2 separate regions of the Homo sapiens genome follow, and region 2 is linked to region 1. A link is a contact called in ENCODE Hi-C or POLR2A ChIA-PET data. All regions are on one chromosome and are shown on one strand. The core of a region is the stretch at or near the end of the contact, and the rest is flanking DNA. Distances in the headings are between cores, read along the strand shown. Region 1 holds the start of SRP9 (signal recognition particle 9). Region 2 holds the start of EXOC8 (exocyst complex component 8).

Region 1 (5,469 bases), core at 316-2,815:
TGTCTTTTCCAGTCCAAAATCCAAGCTTCTGGGTGTTGCTGGAGACAGACCCTAATTGGGGCTATTCCCAGATATGATCTCCAGTTTCAGCTTTTTACTCTACTTGACATATTGCTTTTGAGTTTCTTTTTTTGTTGTTGTTGTTGTTGTTGTTTTAGAGACAGAGTCTTGCTCTGTTGCCCAGGCTGGAGTGCAGTGATATGCGATCTTGGCTCACTACATCCTCCATCTCCTGGGTTCAAGAGATTCTCCTACCTCAGCCTCCCGAGTAGAGTAGCTGGGATTACAGGCACCCACGACCAAGCCCAACTAATTTTTTTATTTTTAGTAGAGATGGGGTTTCACGATGTTGACCAGGGTGGTCTTGAACTCCTGACTTCAAGTGATCTGCCCACCTCAGCCTCCCAGAGTGCTGGGATTGCAGGTGTGCACCACCGCTTCCCACCTGTTTTTTTCTAATAGGCTTCCTTATTCATTTCTCACAATGGCTTTTCCAAACCTTCTCCTCAAGGATCCAAACCCATCCTTGCTTCCTCAAAGATCCAAAACCACCCTTCCTATTTACGAAGGTGGTCTCCTGTCTTAGGTGACAAGAAAATGTACCTTCTTGCCCTCGTATCTACATGCTCACCTATACCCTCACCCGACTTTTCCCTCCTCCTCACCCCATCAAAGGCAATAATGCACCTGTTTTTATTCATCTGGGCCTTTGGTCTTCCCCTTCATATTTCCCGAGACCTCGCTTTCTTCTTTCTCTTGTATTTTTTATTTTTCTATCTCTTATGTGTCCTTCTCTAAAAGTTATAAACATGCACAAAATCTTTCCATCTCAAAATATAATACCCTTTACCTGGTGTCCCCTGCAGGCCATCTTCTTTATTTATTTACTTTTGCGCCAGCGTCTTCCTCTGAAGCCCAGGCTGGGTGCGTAGCGCGATCATGGCTCACTGCAGCCTCGGACTCCCGGGCTCAAGCGATCCTCCTGCTTGGAGGATCAGATTTTTTATCCTTGCAGAAGTGATAATATGGCTTCTTCCTCATCTCCTAAACACCAGTCATCTGACATACACTGCAGATCTAAAATGGGCCTACGTGTTCTGCCCTTCCTTGCCTACCTGTTGAGCTTGCACCGCTTCTGTGAGTCTCCCCCCACCCACAAGAGATCCTTCTTCCTTCGCGCTCCACTAACCCGACATAAATGTTTATCATATAAAGTTTTCCGTTGCACTCTTGTGTTTATGTCTCCTGGCTTCTTCACCAAGCTGTGTGACAGCTGGGCCCTGTCGCCTCCTTCCTCGTATATGCAGCGACTATCGCAGAGCCGCTTAATCTTTGTTGAAGGCAGCTGCGGTTCAGCCCTGAGGGCCACGGGACGGACGCCACTCATTCAGCCCTACCGGGGGCGCTGTGGCAGCCGGCATTGGTTGCCGTGCCCTCCGCTTGTCTCGCTCAGCTCTCGAGCCACACGCCCTGGGCTCCGCCCACTCCCTGACAACATCCCTCCTGCCCATTGGGCGAGCATGGACGGGGCTGTCCAATGGAGCGAGGCGTTGGTGCGAGGAGGCGCCGCCATCTTGGGGCTGCTGGGACTCGCGTCGGTTGGCGACTCCCGGACGTAGGTAGTTTGTTGGGCCGGGTTCTGAGGCCTTGCTTCTCTTTACTTTTCCACTCTAGGCCACGATGCCGCAGTACCAGACCTGGGAGGAGTTCAGCCGCGCTGCCGAGAAGCTTTACCTCGCTGACCCTATGAAGGTAAATCGCTGGCGGGGCCGCTGCTTTGGGCCCCAGCCCAGGATGTCTTCCCGCCATCCACTCGGCCCCTGGAGCTTCCCCAGCGCTCCCAGGAGGTGCTGGGAATGAACACAAATGGACCCTGCCAAGTTAATGTTCTGCTCTCTCGTCCCCTTCTTCCCTGATCTAGCGGCCCAGTGAGGCCCTGAAGCTGGCAACAGCCAGGTTCATCTCAGCCCTAAACATTTCTGCAATCGATCTTCCCGCCCCAGTCCCTCAGCTTCCTTTATGGCTTCGGTTGTTTTACGAGTCCCTGAAGCCAGGGCTCCTCCCCCTGCAGCTTCCTGTCCTTTGTCTTGGTTCACTTTTCCTGTACCGCCTAGGCGGTAAGGGTACCTCATGTATATAAAACTGATGATGTTTTTTCTACTACCGCTCAGACATTCTTGAAAGATTCCAATTTGGAAGCATCTGTACCCCCCAGAATATTGGTTCTTAGTATTTTGGGAGTCACAGGCTTTGGGACCATAAGAATAATATTTGCACCTTTCCTCAGAAAAATGGTATAAGTAAATGTATAAGTAAATGTTTGCAAACAATTTTAAGGGATTCATGGACCTCTGAAATACATTCTTAGCCCCCACAAAAATTATAATGGAGGTGGATGTCAGAGGTTAGCTCATTATTAAAAAGCAAAGGAGTCCAAGTGATGGGAGTTTAGCATTCGGGTCTTACTTTTCGTCTCTTGAGGTTTTGGTTATTTTATTGTCATGTCTAAGAATTATTTGAAGCATCTTCGTGTTAATTAAAAGTTCTGCTTCTTTTTAGAACTCAGCATATTGAAGGGATTTTATACTGAAAACCTCAGACCTGGTTATGTATGATGCTTCTTTTGTTTTGTGTTTGTTGTAACTCAGTTATCTCTTTTATGCTGCATTCATTTCCCACTCTCGTGTTACTGACCCCAAGTTAAATTAGGTTCTGTGGGAGACACAAAGGTGAATGAGATTCCGTTCAACCCTTAAGGAGCTGGTATTATTGGAGGGTATTATAGATCCAGTGTATTGTGACTGTATCCCTCGGAGAAGAAAGAAAATTAAAAGCAGATAAAATCTCGGAAAACCGGGGCTCAGGATCTTTTTTTTTTTTTTTCAATAGTTTTATTTTTTTTGAGACGAAATCTCGCACTGTCGCCCGGACTGGAGTGCAATGGCTCAATCTCAGCTCGCTGCAACCTCCACTTCCTGGGTTCAAACGGTTCTCCTGCCTCAGCTTCCCGAGTAGCTAGGTTTACAGGCGCCTGCCACCACACCTGGCTAATTTTTTGTATTTTTAATAGAGGCGGGGTTTCACCATCTTGGCCAGGCTGGTCTGGAACTCCTGACCTCGTGATCCACCCGCGTTGGCCTCCCAAAGTGTTGGGATTACAGGTGTGAGCCACTGCGCCCAGCCCAGGGCTCAGGATTTACTGTGTGAAACTATTGATGATCATTAAGTAATATGAATTATGTTTTAAGTGTATGCAGTGAGCTGGTAACCTGTAACTCCAATGCCACATACAGTTTATAGTGCATATAAGTTTAAAGTGTGCAGCAAGAAATGTTGATAATTATGATTAAAAATAGTATTAGACCCACAGAAAGACCTAGCTAAGTAACAAGCTGTAAAACATACTTCTATTTTTTACAATAAAATGATACAATAATAAATGATGGAAATTGTATTTTTTAAATTGAGTAATTTGTTTATAACACTGGTGACTTCTGGTTGCTTCATTTGGTTAGCTTCCCTTGTTGGCAGGGTCATTTGTTTCTTCATTCAGACAATGCTACTCTGAGACCACACAGGACTTTTATCCAGAAGTACCCACAGTATAAACTAAAAATACTTGAGACAACAGTAAAGAATATATAAATTCACATCAAGAGTAACTGTACTGTAAGAATGTGATGGCAGTGGTAGGGAAAATGAAAATAATTAGAGCATCACTGTGAGCAAAGCATGTCTAGAATAGACAAGAAAGAGAATATTTCACCTCTTACCCAGTCAGAAAATTGCAGTTGGCACAGGCTGGAGTGCAGTGGCACAAATCACAGTTCGCTGCACCATTGAACTGGGCTCGAGTGATCCTCCCACCTCAGCCTCCTGAGTAGCTGAGACTACAGACATGCCACCATGCCTGCCTAATTTTTTTTTTTTTTTTTTTTTTTTTTAAAGACGGGGCTCTTGCTTTGTTGCCCAGGTTGGTCTTAAATCCTTGCCTCAGGTGATTCTCCTGCCTCAGCTTCCCAAGTAGCTGGGATTACAGACACAAGCCATGGCGCCTGGCTTGACTGATATGTTGAGAGGGGAGAGGATGAGTGTAGAGGAAGAGCTTAACAGTTTTTTTTGTTTGTTTGTTTTCCAAGATGGAGTTTTGTTCTTGTTGCCCAGGCTGGAGGGCAGTGGCGCCATCTTGGCTCACTGCAACCTCCGCCTCTACGTGACAGGCATTTTACATATGTTTATATGTTACAGGCATTTAATATATATTTATGTGTGTTTACATAGATTTATACATAATATATGAACAATTACAGCAACCCATCAAAGTATATAAATGAATGATTTTATATCTGTTAAGTGATATACCTAGTTTCTTGAGAGATTAAGATGAAATTTGGACCCAGATCTTTGAACCCCAAGTCCATTCTCTTTCTGCTAGGGCTAAAGAACAAATTTTGTCAGGTCTCTGGAATCTGTTTTCCAAAATTCTCTGTCTTCTCTCCGCAACACATTTAACCTGTTGATTATACCCAGTATCTTTTTACCACTCTGTCTTGTATTGCTGTAATTGAAGATGGCATTACCACTGGATTATGTAATAACCTCTTTGTTGGTCTGTCAGCCTTTTTAGTTCCTTAACACTCTTGCCACAACTGTCTAAAAAACAAAAGTTGAATTCTTCATCTCCTGCTTAAAAACTGGCTCTTTGATAACTGGATATAGTCCCAACTCCCAGTCACAGTCTGACCCATCTCCAGTCTTTCTGGCTTTGTCTCACCATTTTCATGATCTTCAGCTCTAGTCTCATGAAGCTACCGGATTGTATCCTTGTTCAGAATGATTTTTAGCCTTTCTTCTGCCTTCTTCTATAAGGTTAAAACAAAAAAAGCATTTCAAAGCCACCTCCTTTTTTAGACTTTCCTTTTTCCCAGTCTAAGTTACTTGTTTTCTCTCTTTAGCATTTTATCTGTATATCCCTTTATAGGACTTAATTCATTCTGTCCTTGTGTTTTGGTTATTTTTGGTAAAGAACCTTGATTTTTCTTTCTTTATGGCATCTGACATGGTGACTTGGCACCCTCTAAATTACCAAATGGACCCTTTTATAAACACGATTGGCCTTTTTTCTTTTCTTTTTCTTTTTTTTTTTTTTTTTTTTTGAGACAGAGTTTTGCTTTTGTTGTCCAGGCTGGAGTGCAGTGGTGCAATCTCAGCTCACTGCAACCTCCGCCTCCCGAGTTCAAGCGATTCTCCTGCCTCAGCCTCCCGAGTAGCTGGGATTACAGACACCCACCACCATGCCCAGCTAATTTTTGTATTTTTAGTAGAGACGGGGTTTCACCATGTTGGCCAGACTGGTCTCGAACTCCTGACCTCGTGAGTGAACTCCTGCCCTCCCAAAGTGCTGGGATTATAGGCATGAGCCACTGCACCCAGCCATGATTGGCCTTTTAACTCTCATTTCTCCTAAAT
Region 2 (5,177 bases), core at 2,441-4,940, 5.6 Mb after region 1:
AAAAATGAAACAAAAATGCAGCATGGAACATTTTAGGAGTCACAGAAGGTTCTCTTCTTCCCTTTGTTTTGGGCACATTGTCTCACCTGTTTTCACTTTGTTACAAAAGGAAACAAAACCAAATCTCTGCTCAGAGTGGTCATAGTGAGAACACTGAGATTTGCATATGTTTTTCTACTTTCCCATCCATCTAGACCCTGAAATCTAAATAAATATTTCAGTTAAAACTTTTTTTCCATTTGCATGAAGTCTGGGTCACTATATCTCCTACCCTGAATGGGGGAAGATGGGACAGCTATATCTCATACTGAAGCGGTGGCAGCTAAAACCTGGCAACTGCTGCCAGTGTCCCCAATGTGTCTTGCTTATTATTTTTTAAAATGTGACAAAGACAAAAGCTACAGCTGGAAACTCACACAATTTAGAAATATGTTGAAAACTTTTATTATAGTCCTTAGGATTTCCAAGTAAATGCTCCCAAATCAAGTATTACAAAGCTGCTAATTAATTAGCAACTGAAAATTAGCCATTCAAATTATATTGGAAATATTTGCTGAATTGTTTTTATGAAAGCTTCCTCTTGGATTCTGTAAGGATCAGAGTATCTGAATCCACAAACCAGCTAGTTTCAAGAAAGAATTCTTTTGACTAAAACTTACCTTAAAACCAATTTTCCCAACTCTTTTCCTTTTCCCAAATAGTCCAACGTTTTGAGGAGAAATATATGAGGCAGGTTGTTTTATACGGCACTGTACCCTTTAGGAAACCTAACATTTCAGTGAACTGGGAAACTTCACAACATAAACTCTATGTATTTATAGATATTATGACTGCTGTATAATATATACTGTGGGGAAAAAAAAAAAGAAGAAAGAAAAGACTAGCCTGGGCAACATGGCGAAACCCCATCTCTACAAAAAATACAAAAATTAGCTGGGTATGGTGGTGCCTGCCTGTGGTTCCTGCTACATGGGAGGCTGAGGTGGGAGGACTACCTGGGCCCGGGAGGTCAAGGCTGCAGTGAGTCGAGACTTTGCCACTGCACTCCAGCCTGTGCGACGGGGTGAGACCCTGTCTCAAAAAAAAAAAAGAAAAAAGAAAAGTTTTATCAAAGGATAAAACCGAAATGCTATAGTATATAGTGTGACCATAATTTCAGAAGAAGAGAATTAGCATAATTTAAAAGGATAGCTAGCATACTATACGTTTTAATAATTCCAGTATTTTTGTTACTTGGGCTTAATTTAACTTATTTTCCTCTTTTTGATTTTTGTATTTTTAAGAGGGCACTTTTAATTTTCAAGTTGTGTTTGAAACTATAGAGTATGCTAATACAACTTAATATAAATATAAATAATATATAAGCTCTCTCTCTGCATATATACACATATAAACAGACCCAAGCATTAGACCACTGATGTTGTACTTTCAGGATTCACACGAATAAGTCTAGATGCATTCCTCAGATCTTGGAGTTGCTTGGCAGGTTTCCCCACACCTTCTTCAAACCTTTTCTCCACCACAGGGAGGACTGTTTCATATAAAAAGGATGCATTCTGTCTGATAAAAGCTTTCTTCTCTGGATCCTGCTCACATCGAAGACTATAATCCACATGCTGAACAGCAACCAAAATGATTTCCACCAGGCTCTCCAAAAGTACCATGTGCAGCTCTGGGAAATACAGCTTCAGGGCCTCTTCCAAGAAGCCCATGGTCTGTTTGGTGAAAGCAACCACTGTGTAACTTAGGTTCACCCAGCAGTCATCCCCTGTGTACTGCTCAAAGTTACTTACCCCACAACTTTTCATCTCTTCTTTGAGCTTACCCAGGGCTTCTGGCGTCATCAAGTTCATCCTCCTCCACATCTCTTCAGAGTTGCGATGTTTAGTGGCTTCAATGATGATTTCTTTGTAACTGTGCAAGGCCCCTTGGATGTCTTTCACCAGAAGGGCATGGATGATGAAGGTGAGATCCAGTCCGATATCACCCAGTTGCTGGCAATGCTCCTTAGCCACTTTTACACACTCAGCTGCTGTAGAGAGGCTCTCCTTACTATCAAACACCTGCTTGCTAAAAGCATCCACGAACATGCCCATGGCTGATCTTGCCCAGACCACAAAGGCAGAGTAGCAGCCGCTGTCAGTGCCTGCAAAATCGATCTCAAATTCTCTTGCAGTCTCGAGAAGGCTGGTAAAGAAGACATGGCACAGCTTATGAATATAGAGTAAAGTGGCACCTTCGATGCGAAGCTGACGAATTGCAGTATGAACAGCGGCTGCCCTGTTTCTCAAAAATAGCTCACAGGCCTTCGTGCACTGGCCCAGCCGGATCAGTTGCGAAACTGCTCTGCGAGTAGCCTTCGGACCACCTCTCAGGGAACGATCTGGGGAGAGTTCGAAAACTAGCACCTCAGTGAGCTGTCGAACTCGCTCCTCCACTTTGGCCCTTAGTTCTTTTACAGGAGGTGGGCTAGGTTTATCTTCCAGGTAATGGTTCAATTTATCCAGCAGGTCAACCGCCCCTTCAAAGTCTCTCTGCGCAATGCAGACATCCAGGTCTTCAGGTAACTCCTGGATCCATTCCATGGAGAGGTCCACCTTCTCTTCCTCTACCTCAGGAACAGCTGGTTCTTCTTCTTCGTCATCCTCAAATGGGTTAGTGGCCTTGGAAGTCACTTGGGGTGGCCCTCGAGGGGCCGCTGCCTCCTCCTGCTCCCTTCGCCTTTTCTCACTGAGGGCCCTCTTGGTGTCCTCCAGCACTTCCAGCCACTCTCGTTTGATTTTAGCATTTTCGGCCTGGAAAATACGGCTCTCGGGGAACATAAGCAGCTTGAACATGTCCTTCATGGGCGGGTTGTCCTTGACATTGACTACGGCCAAACCATCTAGGGAATAGAGAGCGTTGTAGCGATACATCCCACGCCGCTGAGGCAGCCAGGTAGCCACCAACAAGCAATCGTTCATGAGAAAGCCGTGCACCCGCTGCAGTTGGGCCATGTGGTCCGCATCGTATTCCACTAGGTCCCCATTGTACACCAAGTACTGTCCCGGCGTCTCCAGCAGATGCCTGCAGCCTTCCACCTTCTCAAGCAGGGTGGTGAGAGTGCGCTGCTTTCCTTCCTCGCCTGGACCGGAGCCGTCGCGGGAGGCACCCCCGGGGGTGGAGAAAAAGCCGGCCTGGCCTCGGAGGTGGTCTCGGCCCCCCGCCCCACCGACTCCCTCCTCCCCTCCAGAGGCGGCGGCGGCTCCGGCGGCAGCAGCGGCAGGCAGCAACGTAAGCGGGATGCTCTCCAGGCTGCTTTTCTGCTCGGTCAGCAAATGGCTGAGCTGGTACATCTCGCTCTCCAGGTAGGAGATCTCGCGGGCCGTCTCTATGAACTGCCGGTAGTTCTGGTAGACGTTGCGCTTCAGGTTCTGCGCCGTCTCCTCCGCCAGCGCCTGGATGCGCTGCCGGTGCTCCTGGAGGTCCCGGTCCCCATCCGACTGCTGCGAGAGCTGCTTCACGTACAGCCGCGCCTCAAAACCCCCTGACTCCAGCTGCCGACGCAGGCGGCTCGCCCCACTGTCCGACATCGCCATCGCCATTTCTCTCCGGGTCTCACGCACTCACTGTCACTATCGGCGCCGCAGCCGCCGCGGCTGTCTAGACCCACCCAAGGCCAACCGAGCTCCTGGGCTGAGGAAGCAGGAATGGGAACGAGACGAGTACGCCTGCGCCGGGTCTGAGCGTCAGACACTGCGCCTGCGCAAGTGGGCCGAGCGCAGACATTGCGCCTGCGCAGCAATGCCATCGGTTAAAGCGCATGCGCAAGATGAGCTATTGCGGAAGTGAGGGGAGGGAGAGGCCGAGAGAAATTTCGGTACTGCGCATGAACCGAGCGTGACGTTGAGGTTTGAAATAACCGGCAAAGAGTAAAGGCTGAAACTAGCTTCCTGAAAGCTTCGTAGGGCCCGAGCCCTGTGAGCCCAGGTTCTGCGCCCACTAGGAGGTGTCATGCTGACTGCTTTTTTTAAAGCCCTAGAATCTTGGCTTCGGCGTTTGGGGTAAGCTCCGTTCTCGTTCTCAAGCGCGTTTCCGCGAACTCTCGCGGGATTGACGGGCCGTCTCGAGAGCCGGCATCTCCTAGGAGCTAGTCCTGGTCCTCGGCTAGGCGGCTTGGGGTCGCGGCGTAACTGGGGAGCCAGCCTGACGCCGGCGGACCCCGCCTGTGATCCTGGCAACGATGGATGATGACTTGATGTTGGCACTGCGGCTTCAGGAGGAGTGGAACTTGCAGGAGGCGGAGCGCGATCATGCCCAGGAGTCCCTGTCGCTAGTGGACGCGTCGTGGGAGTTGGTGGACCCCACACCGGACTTGCAGGCACTGTTTGTTCAGTTTAACGACCAATTCTTCTGGGGCCAGCTGGAGGCCGTCGAGGTGAAGTGGAGCGTGCGAATGACCCTGTGAGTTCCGAGCCCCGCTGGGGAAAGAGGCGGGACTGGCAGCTTTCCTGCAGCCCCCGGCCCTGGTTTTCTCTCCTTTCTCTAGTCCGACGGTCCCAGGGGGCGTTAAATGAGGGGAGTCTGGTTTTGGACCTGGCAATTCCTGCCTCGGCGTGTTTCTGTCTTCCTTACCTTTTCTCCCACTCGAACAATAAGAAAGCTGTGTAGACCACACCGCCACGGTTGGACTCAGGGCCGTAACAAAAAAGAGATTTTTATTTGAATCTCACTTCACTTGAAAATAACAAGTTCCTGATTTGCCTTATGATAGTGCTGTAGGACCCAGAAGGGAGAAGCAACCAAATCTGCACCTAAGAAAGTGCTGAGGACGCAGAGTAACTGCCAAAGGATGTGTGTTCTCCTCCTCTATTCCCGTTAGGAAACCCACTTTAGTTAGCTCGTGTGTTGCATTGGGGATCTTCAGTGATGCTTTTAAAACGATTCTTTTTCTACACGCTAAATTTCAGAAATCCCTATTTGAAATAATAATCTACTCCTGCACGTGAACAGGGTTAAGTTTAAGATACAGTTGTATCCCAGCATGCTTGTTTTTGAGTTGATAGAAAACAACCTACTGTCAAACAAATTAAGATATGATATTAAATTGTGTTTAAAGTACCAATTTCCTTTATACAGGCGTCTGTTATGATTTTGGAGATATGCTACTGGAGATATCTGCTTGTTAATAACACCGA

Evidence for each region. A loop is a pair of places that touch in the nucleus more often than their neighbours do. ChIA-PET counts read pairs that join two places held with the same protein, here RNA polymerase II (POLR2A). Pooled maps may share reads with other maps.
Region 2: a map of naive thymus-derived CD4-positive, alpha-beta T cell shows a loop between it and region 1 (24-fold over the local background). The contact joins the promoter of EXOC8 here to the promoter of SRP9 in region 1. A Hi-C loop is called at or near these places in 1 of 168 maps with a recorded cell type or tissue (naive thymus-derived CD4-positive, alpha-beta T cell) and 6 of 50 pooled maps. POLR2A ChIA-PET finds 5 or more read pairs at or near these places in 1 of 52 experiments (naive thymus-derived CD4-positive, alpha-beta T cell).

Annotation. Positions count from the first base shown.
Region 1 is chr1:225,776,261-225,781,729 of GRCh38, forward strand. It overlaps SRP9 (signal recognition particle 9), which reads left to right and starts at 1,566. Exons shown (of 3, transcript NM_003133.6): 1 at 1,566-1,752. The coding sequence starts at 1,681. RefSeq lists enhancers at 559-1,319, 1,066-1,285, 1,536-1,905, 5,289-5,469.
Region 2 is chr1:231,334,162-231,339,338 of GRCh38, forward strand. EXOC8 (exocyst complex component 8) reads right to left here and starts at 3,691. Exons shown (of 1, transcript NM_175876.5): 1 at 1-3,691. The coding sequence starts at 3,584. The coding sequence ends at 1,407. It overlaps SPRTN (SprT-like N-terminal domain), which reads left to right and starts at 4,132. Exons shown (of 5, transcript NM_032018.7): 1 at 4,132-4,443. The coding sequence starts at 4,223. RefSeq lists enhancers at 2,993-3,868, 3,416-3,465, 3,506-3,565, 3,869-4,743, 4,146-4,345 and 1 more and a silencer at 3,126-3,295.